2 separate regions of the Homo sapiens genome follow, and region 1 is linked to region 2. Evidence: chromatin loops called from intact Hi-C (ENCODE). Cell type or tissue: CD14-positive monocyte. All regions are shown on one strand. Each heading gives the region's core, and the rest is flanking DNA. Links, peaks and the distances in the headings are about the cores only. Region 1 has its middle 76 kb from the start of PHLPP1. Region 2 overlaps PHLPP1 (PH domain and leucine rich repeat protein phosphatase 1).

The links. Hi-C counts contacts between places; a loop is a spot of excess contacts. Peaks named below come from ENCODE experiments on the same cell type or tissue, not always from the same donor. Only the 100,000 strongest peaks of a DNase experiment are listed, where the experiment ranks them.
Region 1: it touches region 2 in a loop (2.3-fold over the local background); 19 of 110 quality-filtered maps call a loop at or near these places.

Annotation. Positions count from the first base shown.
Region 1 is chr18:62,636,356-62,641,737 of GRCh38, reverse strand. No RefSeq gene overlaps it. Among named protein-coding and RNA genes, the nearest start is that of PHLPP1, 76 kb to the left of the region's middle. In CD14-positive monocyte, for the core only: CTCF peaks have their summits at 2,953 and 3,157 (motif pointing left); a DNase peak (open chromatin) is centred at 3,147.
Region 2 is chr18:62,980,010-62,985,391 of GRCh38, reverse strand. PHLPP1 (PH domain and leucine rich repeat protein phosphatase 1) reads right to left here. Exons shown (of 17, transcript NM_194449.4): 17 at 4,959-5,382. Among named protein-coding and RNA genes, the nearest start is that of PHLPP1, 270 kb to the right of the region's middle. In CD14-positive monocyte, for the core only: CTCF peaks have their summits at 2,353 and 2,556 (motif pointing right); a DNase peak (open chromatin) is centred at 2,571; H3K4me3 peaks cover 887 bases; H3K27ac peaks cover 406 bases.

The DNA.
Region 1 (5,382 bases), core at 178-5,177, 340 kb after region 2:
ATTGACCATTTGGATGCCCTCTATTGTGAAGTATCTGGTTTTTTTTTTTTTTTTTTTTTTTTTTTGTCTTTTGCCTATTTTCCTAATGGGTGGTCTTTTCCTTATTGATTTGTAGGAGTTCTTTATGTATTCTGGGTCTAAGCCCTTTGTCATGTATTTGTGCTATAAATACCTTCTCCTACTTTGTGGTCTGTCATTTTACTCCTTTAATGGTATCCTTTGATGCAAAAATGTTTCTAATTTTAATGCAGTCCAGTGTCTACAAGGAAATCTCAAGAAAAAATTTTTAAAATATTTTTAACTGAATGAAAATGAAAACACAATTTATCGAAATTTATGGAGTGAAGCCAAAGCAGTGCTTGGAGGGAAATTTATGCCGTGAAATACTTACATTAGAAAAGAAAGGTCTCAAGTTGCTAATGTAGGCTTCCATCTTAGAAACTAGAAAAGAAGAGTAAATAAATCCTAAAGCACGCAAAATGATAAAACAATTATAAAGAACAAAAATCAATGAAATTGGAAACAGAATATAATTGAGAAAATCAATAAGACCAAAAGTTGGTTCTTTGAAAAGATCAATAAAACTGAACACCTTGATATCAAGATTTTCCTGGCTTCATAAAACATGTTGAGAAGTATTCCCTCTTTATTTATTCTTTAAAAGAGTTTCTTTAAATGTTGGTAGAATTTAAATAGCCAGGGGTGGTGGCAGGCACCTGTAATCCCAGATACTCCAGAGGCTGAGGTAGGAGAATCGCTTGAATCTGGGAGGCAGGGGTTGCAGTGAGCCAGGATCGCACCACTGCACTCCAGCCTGAGTAACAGAGTGAGACTCTGTCTCAAAAAAAAAAAAAAAAAAGTTGGTAGAATTTACCAGTGAAGCCATCTCGTTTTGTGTTTTTTTGTCATACCATTTTAAATTCATTGCTTTAATTGCTTTATTATAATTTTTTAGTTCTTTTGTTAGTTTTTGCATGTCTTGGTTTTTAATTTGTTCATTACAATTTTCAAATTATGGGCATAAAGTTTCCCATGATATCTTTTTTTTTTTAAATGTAGGTTTGATTGTGATGTCCTTCTTTTGAATTTCGTGTATTGTTTGTGTCTTCTCTATGTTAATTGGTCTTGTCTTTTATTGATCTTCAAGGTGCCAACTTTTGGTATTGTTGGTTGATTGTAGATTTATTTTCTTTTTTACTAATTTCTGCTTTTTTTTTTCTTTTTAGAATTAGATTGGATTTTTTTATTATTTTCTAAATTATTTCGATAGATTCTTTTTTAAATTTTTAATTTTTTATTTCAATAGGTTTTTGGGGAACAGGTGGTCTTTGGTTACATGAATAAGTTCTTTAGTGGTGATTTCTGAGATTTTGGTGCACTCATCATTCAAGCAGTGAACGCTGTGCCCCATGTGTAGTCTTTCATCCCTCACCACCCCCCACCCTTTCCCCTGAGGCCCCAAAATCCAATGTATTACTCTTATGTCTTTGCGTCCTCACAGCTTAGTTCCCACATATGAGTGAGAACATATGATGTTTGGTTTTCCATTCCTGAGTTATTTCACTTAGAATAATAGTCTCCAATTCCAACCAGGTTGCTGAAAACGCCATTATTTTGTTCCTTTTTATGGCTGAGTAGTATTCCATGGTGTGTGTGTGTGTGTGTGTGTATATATATATATATATATATATATATATATATATATATATATATATATATATACCACATATTCTTTATCCACTTGTTGATTGATGGGCATTTGGGCTGGTTCTATATTTTTGCAATTGCAAACTCTGTTGCTATAAACATGTATGTGCTATAAACATAGATTCTTAGACCATTGGTTTTCACTTTTTTTCTTTTCGAATATGTGCATTTTAAAGCTATAAGTTTTCTTCTAAGCTTGGCTTTAAATAAATCCCACAAATTGTGAAATGCAGAAATTTAATTGTGGCTTAATTCAAAATATTTTCTAATTTCCATTGTAATTTCTCCTTTGACTTATGGGTATTATAAGCATATTGATTAATTTCCCAACATATGGAGATTTTTCTCCTTAACTTTTTGTTACCTATTTTTAGTTTTAACTGCAGTTGGAGAAAATACTCTAATCTTGGTATTGCAAATTCTCAGTACCTTGGTAGCTCTCCAATGTCCTAAAAAATGTTTTTATATTTATCTCAGCTTTCTAGTTGTTTTCAGAAACAAGTTTGATACAGAGTAACCTATCAGTTATTGCCAGAAACATAACTACCACCAGTGATAATTTAATTAATTGTGACACCATCACAATCTGTAGATCACCAGTACCCCATTTTCCATTAGTTAAAAAACAAACAAACAAACAAACAAACAAAAAACAACAAAAAAAAACCAGTCATCATTGCATCCATGGCCAGAGAGTTAAGCAACTCAACCTCAGCATTCTATCTCATTTTCTCCAAAGCCCATGTTCTATTACTAACATGCTGTTTATTACATTTATTACTGCTTCCAAGGTCCCCTCTGACAGATTCCACATTTTCTGTCTAAACTTATTTATAGGGCCGGGTGTGGTAGCTCATGCCTGTAATCTCAGCACTTTGGGAGTCTGAGGTGGGTGGATCACCTAAAGTCAGGAGTCCGAGATCAGCCTGGCCAACATGGTGAAACCCTGTCTTTACTAAAAATACAAAAATTAGTCAGGCTTGGTGGTGTGCACCTGTAGTCCCAACTACTTGGGAGGCTGAGGCAGGAGAATCGCTTGAACCCAGGAGGCGGAGGTTGAAGTGAGCTGAGATCGTGCCACTGCACTCCAGCCTGGGTGACAGAGTGAGACTCTGTCTCTAAATAAACAAACAAACAAACAAACAAACTGATTTACCTTCTGTCTTAACTTGGTCCTCTCACCATACTTTTTCAATAGTCTTCTCCCTCTTGTTTACAAACAGCAAATGCATGTCATATTTCTCTGCTCATGTTATTCTCAGCCTCTTCTCACTTCTCTTTGGAATATCTACTCTTTGGTTATTTTCGTTTAACGTATAAGAAAAGAAGGGAAAAAAAGATGAAATGTATGTCACTAAAATTGCCTCAAACACCAGTAGTGGCACGAGTCACAGTTTTAGAAACTCTGAGCTGGTGTGAGAAGCAGGGCTTCTGCCCCCTGGTGGGGAAAGGAGGATGCCCCAGGACCCACGGTGACTTATGGGGGATGTTGTCCACGAACTGACATGTCTGTTGGGGAATCCATCACAGGACCTGCATAACAATTTACATTTTGAGTTTTCCATTCCCCAAATGGCACATGATTCTAGAAACACTTGTTTTACTTAGGTAGGATTTTATAGATACATACATGTGCTACAAATAAATATTGCTTCCAAAGCTGCTCTGAAACCTTAGCCAGCTTCTAAGATGGGCACTGCTCTTGACTGGAGATAGAAATAACTGTAACGTTCATATGAACAGGATTCACAGTATTACTCATATTTGAGTGGTTCCTGGAAAGAGGGCAGTAATGACCGGATTCCCCAGGGCAAAACAGAAACAAAAAGCCCTCTTTTGATGAGAATGGGTTTGGTCAAATGTTTTTGGTGCCATGGGTTTGTTATTTCTTTCTGAAACTTATTTGAAGAGTAACGCCAACTGTCCCAGGCAGACTAAAAGTGACCCTAATTGTCAAGTTCTCAAGAAAAGGCAGTTCCACTGAGTCCCTGTGTCTCCCTTTCCAAGACTCAACCCCTCTGCCACAGCCTAAGGCTACTTCCTCTCCTTTCCTTAGTGGAGATGAACACTAGCTGGTCACTAACTGCCAAATATCTACCCCTTGCTACTGGATTCCACGACAGTGAACCTGCTCTTCAGCTTTCTCCCTACAATAATCTCCTTTGCTTTAACCTTTCCTCATGGGCCCTAAGTTTGTCTCATCCCTAATCACAGCTAAAAAAGATGGAACTGAATACAGCATGGAGTTTAACAGTGGGACAAAGAAAGGAACCATTTCACCCTAGATTTGTGTGTTCTGCTGAAACACAGGGCTGGTTTCATGTCTTCCTAAGTATTTCATTACAATGAAGAAAACACAGTTCTTGTTGGATGAGATGCCTGTTGAGGTGTTGCAAACATGATGATGTCATGTCCAGGGGAGGAAAATGAATATCCCAGGGTTTGAAACCAACTCCCTAGGCAGATGAAGCCAGCAGAGCAAGAACCTTGCCAGCACAACCAGTGGTAAACACACGAAGGTAAATATGGATATGGCCTTTGCTTCAATGGGATTCCAAGTCCTGGGAATGCCAAGAAGCATATATGTCTTTGGGGCCGCCAAATACCTACAGCGTTGTCTTATACATCACAAGCAGTAAATACACTTACCCACAGACACGGAGAGGGAGTTTCCTTAGCCTCTTTCCTTTATGTGAATTTGAAGCTGCCTGATCAGAGTACAGATGTGGCAATTTACTCAAGTTCTGCCCTTGGTTTTCCACTTCTGTTAGGGTCTTTGAGGGATTCCAACAGACAACATTCCCTTCACTGCCTGATTTATGAACCAATTAAGAAACAAAGTGGCCAGGTGCGGTGGCTCATGCCTGTAATCCCAGCACTTTGGGAGGCTGAGGCAGGTGGATCACAAGGTCAGGAGTTCGAGACCCAGCCTGGCCAAGATGGTGAACCCCGTCTCTACTAAAGATACAAAAAATTAGCCTGGCGTGGTGGTGTGCACCTGTAATCCCAGCTACTGGGGAGGCTGAGGCAGGAAAATCGCTTGAACCCAGGAGGCAGAGGTGGCAGTGAGCTGAGATTCTGCCATTGCACTCCAGCCTGGGTGACAGGGTGAGACTCTGTCTCAAAAAAAAGAGAAAAAAAGCAAGTGTGGGCACAATGGCTCATGCCTGTAATCCCAGCACTTTGGGAGGCTGAGGTGGGAGGGTTGCTTGAAGCCAGGAGTTTGAGACCAGCCTGGGTAATATAGCGAGACGCCCATCTCAACAAAAAATAAAAAGTTAGCCAAGCGTGGTGGTGCATGCCTGTAGTCCCAGCTACTCAAGAGGCTGAGGCAGGAGGATTGCTTGAGCTTGGGAGGTTAAGGCCTCAGTGAGCTGTGATCGTGCCACTGCATTCAGGCTGGGTGATAGAGTGAGACCCTGTCTCAAAAAAGAAAAGAAAGAGGCTGGGGGTGGTGGCTCATGCCTGTAATTCCAGCACTTTGGGAGGCCGAGGTGGGTGGATCATGAGGTTAAGAGTTCAAGACCAGCCTGGCCAAGATGGTGAAACGCCATCTCTAATAAAAATACGAAAATTAGCCAGATGTGGTGGCGGGCACCTGTAATCCCAGCTACTAGGGAGGCTGAGGCAGAGAATTGCTTGAACCTGGGAGGCAGAGGTTGCAGTGAGCTGAGA
Region 2 (5,382 bases), core at 79-5,078:
GCTTACCAGAATGGAATAAGACCTAAGAAACTGAATGACTAGAAAGTACCTGTGATTTCAGTGAAGGCAGTTTTCCTTCCCTGTCCTTAGAAAAGCGGAGGAATGACAATGAGAGCAATTCCAGTCATGAGCAGATGGAAGAAAATTCTCCAAGTGTTCTGTTGCTTCCCCCTCTGCACAGGATAGAAGAACACTGTGTTTCTGATTGGGCATAAAATGAAGGGACTCATGAACCGAAGCTGGAGAAATGCCATGATTGTTTATGGGTACTCACATCAGGGCTGGGGACAGCATAGCCTCCAGCTTTCTACCACACACCCCAGAAAATGGACGGCTGCCTTGAGGACCCATCTGCCAATTTCCTCGGCAGTGTTCAACCTTAGTCTTCCAGAAGGAACAGGACAATATATGGGGCCTCCACACTGGCTTCTGCCATTCATGTGGGCCCGTAGGCCATCGTCAGGCTGGCTCACACCCTCATGAGGTTAGCACAGCCACCTCCACACCAAGCCATTTTCTCAGGGCCCCGTGCTGGTGAGGCAGAGCCATGCAAAGTAGCCAGCTCTTTACTGGTGTTTCCTAAACACGTTGAATGAATGCACACAGTGAAGCAGGAGGGTGTGAGCGGTGGGGTGTGCTTTCCATCACCAGCCCAAAGCTTTGTCTGCTAGATGTAATTCCTACATTCACTTAGTGAGCAGGGCAATAGACTCGCCGTACTAAGTTGGAACTTTGTTGTAATTTTGGTGCTGAGTGGGGTGAGGCTTAGGGGAAAAAAAAAACCACCTTAGAGCCGTCTTTCAAATACATAGCAATAAGAATCAGTTCATGACAGATAAATGACAATAGTGAGATAAGAGTTTCCATAGACTAGTTTGCACAGTGTGAGTTAGGGGGATGCAATGAAAGAAAAATGAAATGGCAACAAATGAGAGAAGCCCATTTTCTCCATCATTACCAGTGCTTTTCCTTCTATAACAATTGTAATAAGTGACTTAAGAGTTTCCCATTTTCAAAAAGGTACTTTTTTCTTTCTTTTTTTTTTTTTTTTAAGAGTCAGGGGCTTGCTGTGTTGCCCAGGCTGGCCTTGAACTCGTTGGCTCAAGTGATCCTCTAGCCTCAGCCTCCCAAGTTGCTGGGACTAACTTCAGGCCCACAGTACCATACCTGGCTTAAAAAGGTGCTTTTGCTGCATTCCTCATTATTTTCTTTCAGACGCCCCTTAGTTCCTTCATTTGTAACAATGACAATATTTACACTTACATAAGGCTTTAGTATTTAAATTACTGCAAATACATGACCTAATTTGATTGCTGGAGAGGTAGGTAAGGCAGATACCAGAAACCCACACTTTATAGAAATTCTATCTTTTTTTAGGATGAGTTCATGTCCTTTGCAGGGACATGGATGAAGCTAGAAATCATCATTCTCAGCAAACTATCACAAGGCCAGAAAACCAAACACCGCATGTTCTCACTCATAGGTGGGAATTGAACAATAAGAACACTTGGACATAGGGTGGGGAACATCACACACCGGGGCCTGTTGTGGCGTGGGGGAGCGGGGAGGGATAGCATTAGGAGATATACCTAATGTAAATGACGAGTTAATGGGTGCAGCACACCAACATGGCACATGTATATATATGTAACAAACCTGCACGTTGTGCACATGTACCCTAGAACTTAAAGTATGATAATAAAAGAAAAAAAAATTTTTTTTGAGACAGAGTCTCTGTCGCCAGGCTGTTCCAGTCTCTGCATTCCAGGCTGGAATGCAGTGGCGTAATCTCGGCTCATTGTAACCTCCGACTCCTGTGTTCAAGCGATTCTCCTGCCTCAGCCTCCCGAGTAGCTGGGATTACAGGCATGCACCACTACACCTGGCTAATTTTTGTATTTTTAGTAGAGACGAGATTTCAGTATGTTGGCCAGGCTGGTCTCGAACTCCTGACCTCAAGTGATCCACCCGCCTTGGCCTCCCTAAGTGCTGGGATTATAGGCATGAGCCCCCGTGCCCGGCCTGAAATTCTATCTTGTGATAACATGTCAGGGATGAACTCAAAATACCCTTTGATGAATGTTCACATGATCAAATGGAATTCTTCTTCTCTCCCCTGCAGTGCCAGTGGTGAGGGGACTCTCAGGTGTTATCCTATAAGGTCCAGAACATGTTAACAGATGCTTTGTGTTTTGCTTTTTTTAACCATGGAAAGGGGAATTGGGAATTAGATGGACATTGAAGACAGACTTCTCTCCCAGCAAAACTATATGATTCTGGTTATCCATCTTAATATTTCTGCATGTCAATTTCCCATGGAAAATCAGGCTCATCACAGGAACCAGCTGTCATCACTTCTACTGTCTTACAAAGCGGAAACACAGCTTCTCGGCTATACTTGACAGTGGTATAGGAGTTTGCTATCATGTGTTTACGAAAATACAGTGATAAGAAACTTAAACACTTTGTTTCTTCTGGGAAAGTGAAGGAAGGATAAAGAGTGAAGCCCATTTCCACCCAAAGTCTAAGCTTACCAGCAGGTGGTGCTGTGACAAAAGCAATCAAGAGAAACCAAGGCAGGCAGGTGGGGTTTCTGGGTCCCAGAGATCGGCTCTGCTACCTCTCATCAAAGCCAGTGCTCGGGAGCAGGAGCGAAGGGCAGGAAGCTTGAGGGCAGCACAGGGCGGGCAGCATGCGCTGGATCCAACACCAAACAGTTTCTAGGGTCCTCGATCAGGGGTTCTTCTCCTAGCAAGGCTCACCACAGCTCTCCGCTTCCCGTTTCATTTCTTCCTTTCTCTCCCCTCAAAGCCCTTTCCCAATTATCTGGATTTCCAGCAGGAAGCAGGGAATAGAGCAGGCGGGAATGCCCTTCTCCCTAATACTTACCCTGCAGACACTGTGGCTTCAGGGATCTTCAAATATTAAGCACTTTAATATTCAGAAAGCACTTTCAGTTGTATAAGCAGCTCTACATATACTATTAGATGCTATCTGGATAAACAGAAATGCAAAGAAACTCCTCAGAAATAACTGAGGCAGCTCCTATGCAACCGCATGGAGACCTATCAGCTAAGTCTATGCCACTTTGGTCACTCAACATGTGCTTGACTGAATTACCTTTTCATCTAAATGCCCTACTTACCCCAAGCCTCCAAAGGGCAGTCTCACTCCAAGGTGCCTTACATGTAGTATGTGCACAATGGGACCGAAAAGAGACAATAAACCCAGCAGCAAGCACAAATAAACTGGAGGACTCAGGAAAAAAGCAATTCCAAGTCTCATACCCCTTTCTCCTGCAGCAGACACAGAAGTTAGGAAATGAGGTGTCCCTGCATCAGAGCTTGTGGGGCCCAGTGGCTGCCCCTGGCACAGAGTTGCTGTGGGGCCCATTTTAGAATCTGGAAGCGATTGCTGCCTCCGTGGACCACGCTCAGCCAGTTCTGACCACTCTGGAAGTGAGCTGCGGTGGAAGAGATCCACATACAAGGCCGGGGTGTGCTCCACCCCCGGGGACAGGTGAACCCTGCCCAGAGGGGGTTTAAGAACTGAGGAAGTCAGAGAAGCAGCCCAGACCTGCAGGAACTAAGGCGTCGGTGTGAGAGCTTGGAGTTGTCCACATCTGCTTCAACCCAGTGGGGCAGCCCGAGGGACAAGGTAAGGGGCTGGGAAGTGGAACCGGGGCAGGGGTCCCAAGGTGGTTTAGCTTCCAGTCTCAGCCAGAGCGCTCCGCCTGTACTGGGGAGTCAGCTTCCTTGGTCCCTGGGTCTCTCACTGGGCCGAGATGAGGCAATTCTCTTCCATGGCTTTAGTGGTTTCCAAAGAGCACTGTGTGCAAGTAGCCTGATGTGGAAATGAAGTACGGCCATTACGAAAACAAAGTCCACCCAGCGGCCTCCTAGAGGGGGACACAGAGCCCACCACCAAGTCTACTAGTTAAGAAATAAGAACTGCCCTGTCACTGAATTAGCCAGGTCCCACCCAAGGGCAGACCTAAAGAAGGAAGCCAGGTCTACATAGGAAGGTGGTCCATGTGAGATGAAGACCAACAGTATCTTCCACACAAGGTTCACACGTGTAGGGTGGGGGCGAGGTGAAGGCGGAGGTCCCTGTCTGTAAATGCAGTTGACTAGTAGCTGGGAATACTGGCTTTCTTAAGTACACACCGCTGCACCTACACGATTCCTGCTGGTGGTGGAAGGCAAGCCAACCAGCTTGATTGACCCTGTCCAAGTAAGAGGCAGGTTAACCTGCTTATGTGAGCTACAGGCCCCCCAGGAAAACTGAAAACTTCGCTTCGTGAGAGTAAAGTTGTCCAGGGATCTCCCCTATCTATGCAACCTCTGTCTATCCCCCTTCTCACATCTTCCCTAAGAAGTACCCAAACATCTTACCCTAAGTCATAAGAAGAAATAGAAAAGCTGTAAGATCAGGCCTGGCACAGTGGCTCACACCTGTAATCCTAGCACTTTGGGAGGCTGAGGTGGGCAGATCACTTGAGGTTAGGAGTATGAGACCAGCCTGGCCAACATGGTGAAACCCCATCTTTACTAAAAATACAAAAATTGGCTGGGCATGGTGGCGGGTGCCTGTAATGCCAGCTATTCAGAGGCTGAGGCAGGAGAATCACTTGAACCCGGGAGGCGGAGGTTGCAGTGGGCAGAGAACACACCACTGCACTCCAGCCTGGGAGACAGAGCGAGACTCCATTTCAAAAAAAAAAAAAAAAGAAAAGAAAAGAAAAGAAAAGCTGTAAGATCAGCTAATTATACTGCTTACCATTTGGTTAATTTCACATTTCATTCAATGTAGGTTAACTTACTGGATGTTTTTCTCTTAAAAAAAAAATCAGAAATATCTGATAACCCCAATATTCCATCCATTCTTTCTAAACGCAAGCTAGTGTGACTGTCTCCAAGAAACATCTGGCTGCTGAGACAAAAGCAGATACTTGTAAATACTTGTAAATTTCATATTTATTGTAACAAAAATTATGACATGTCCATTTGTGCATTCTGCTTGAGTATAACTCTGGGTATGTAAATGGCCTAATGGGGCACTATACAACCATGCTGATTGTGGCAGCAGTAAGGAACACAGTTAAAAGTGTCTGTCAAAGTGGGAAGGCTGGGACAGGGGAGGAAAATGGGTTCAGGGCCCTTGGGTGCAGGTTCTTGTCCAGTGGCCTAAGATCCATTTCCTCCGGACAGAAACACTGCAGCTGCTCAGCCTCCTCATTCAGTGAAGTGAGGGTGAGTTGTGAGGCAGGCAGGCTCCTCAGAGGGGAGGGGGAGGGGAAACGTCAGTTACTTGGGCTGTGTCCTTACGCCAAGACTACAAAACATCGTAAGCCTCACTATACAACACTGAGCTATTTACAAT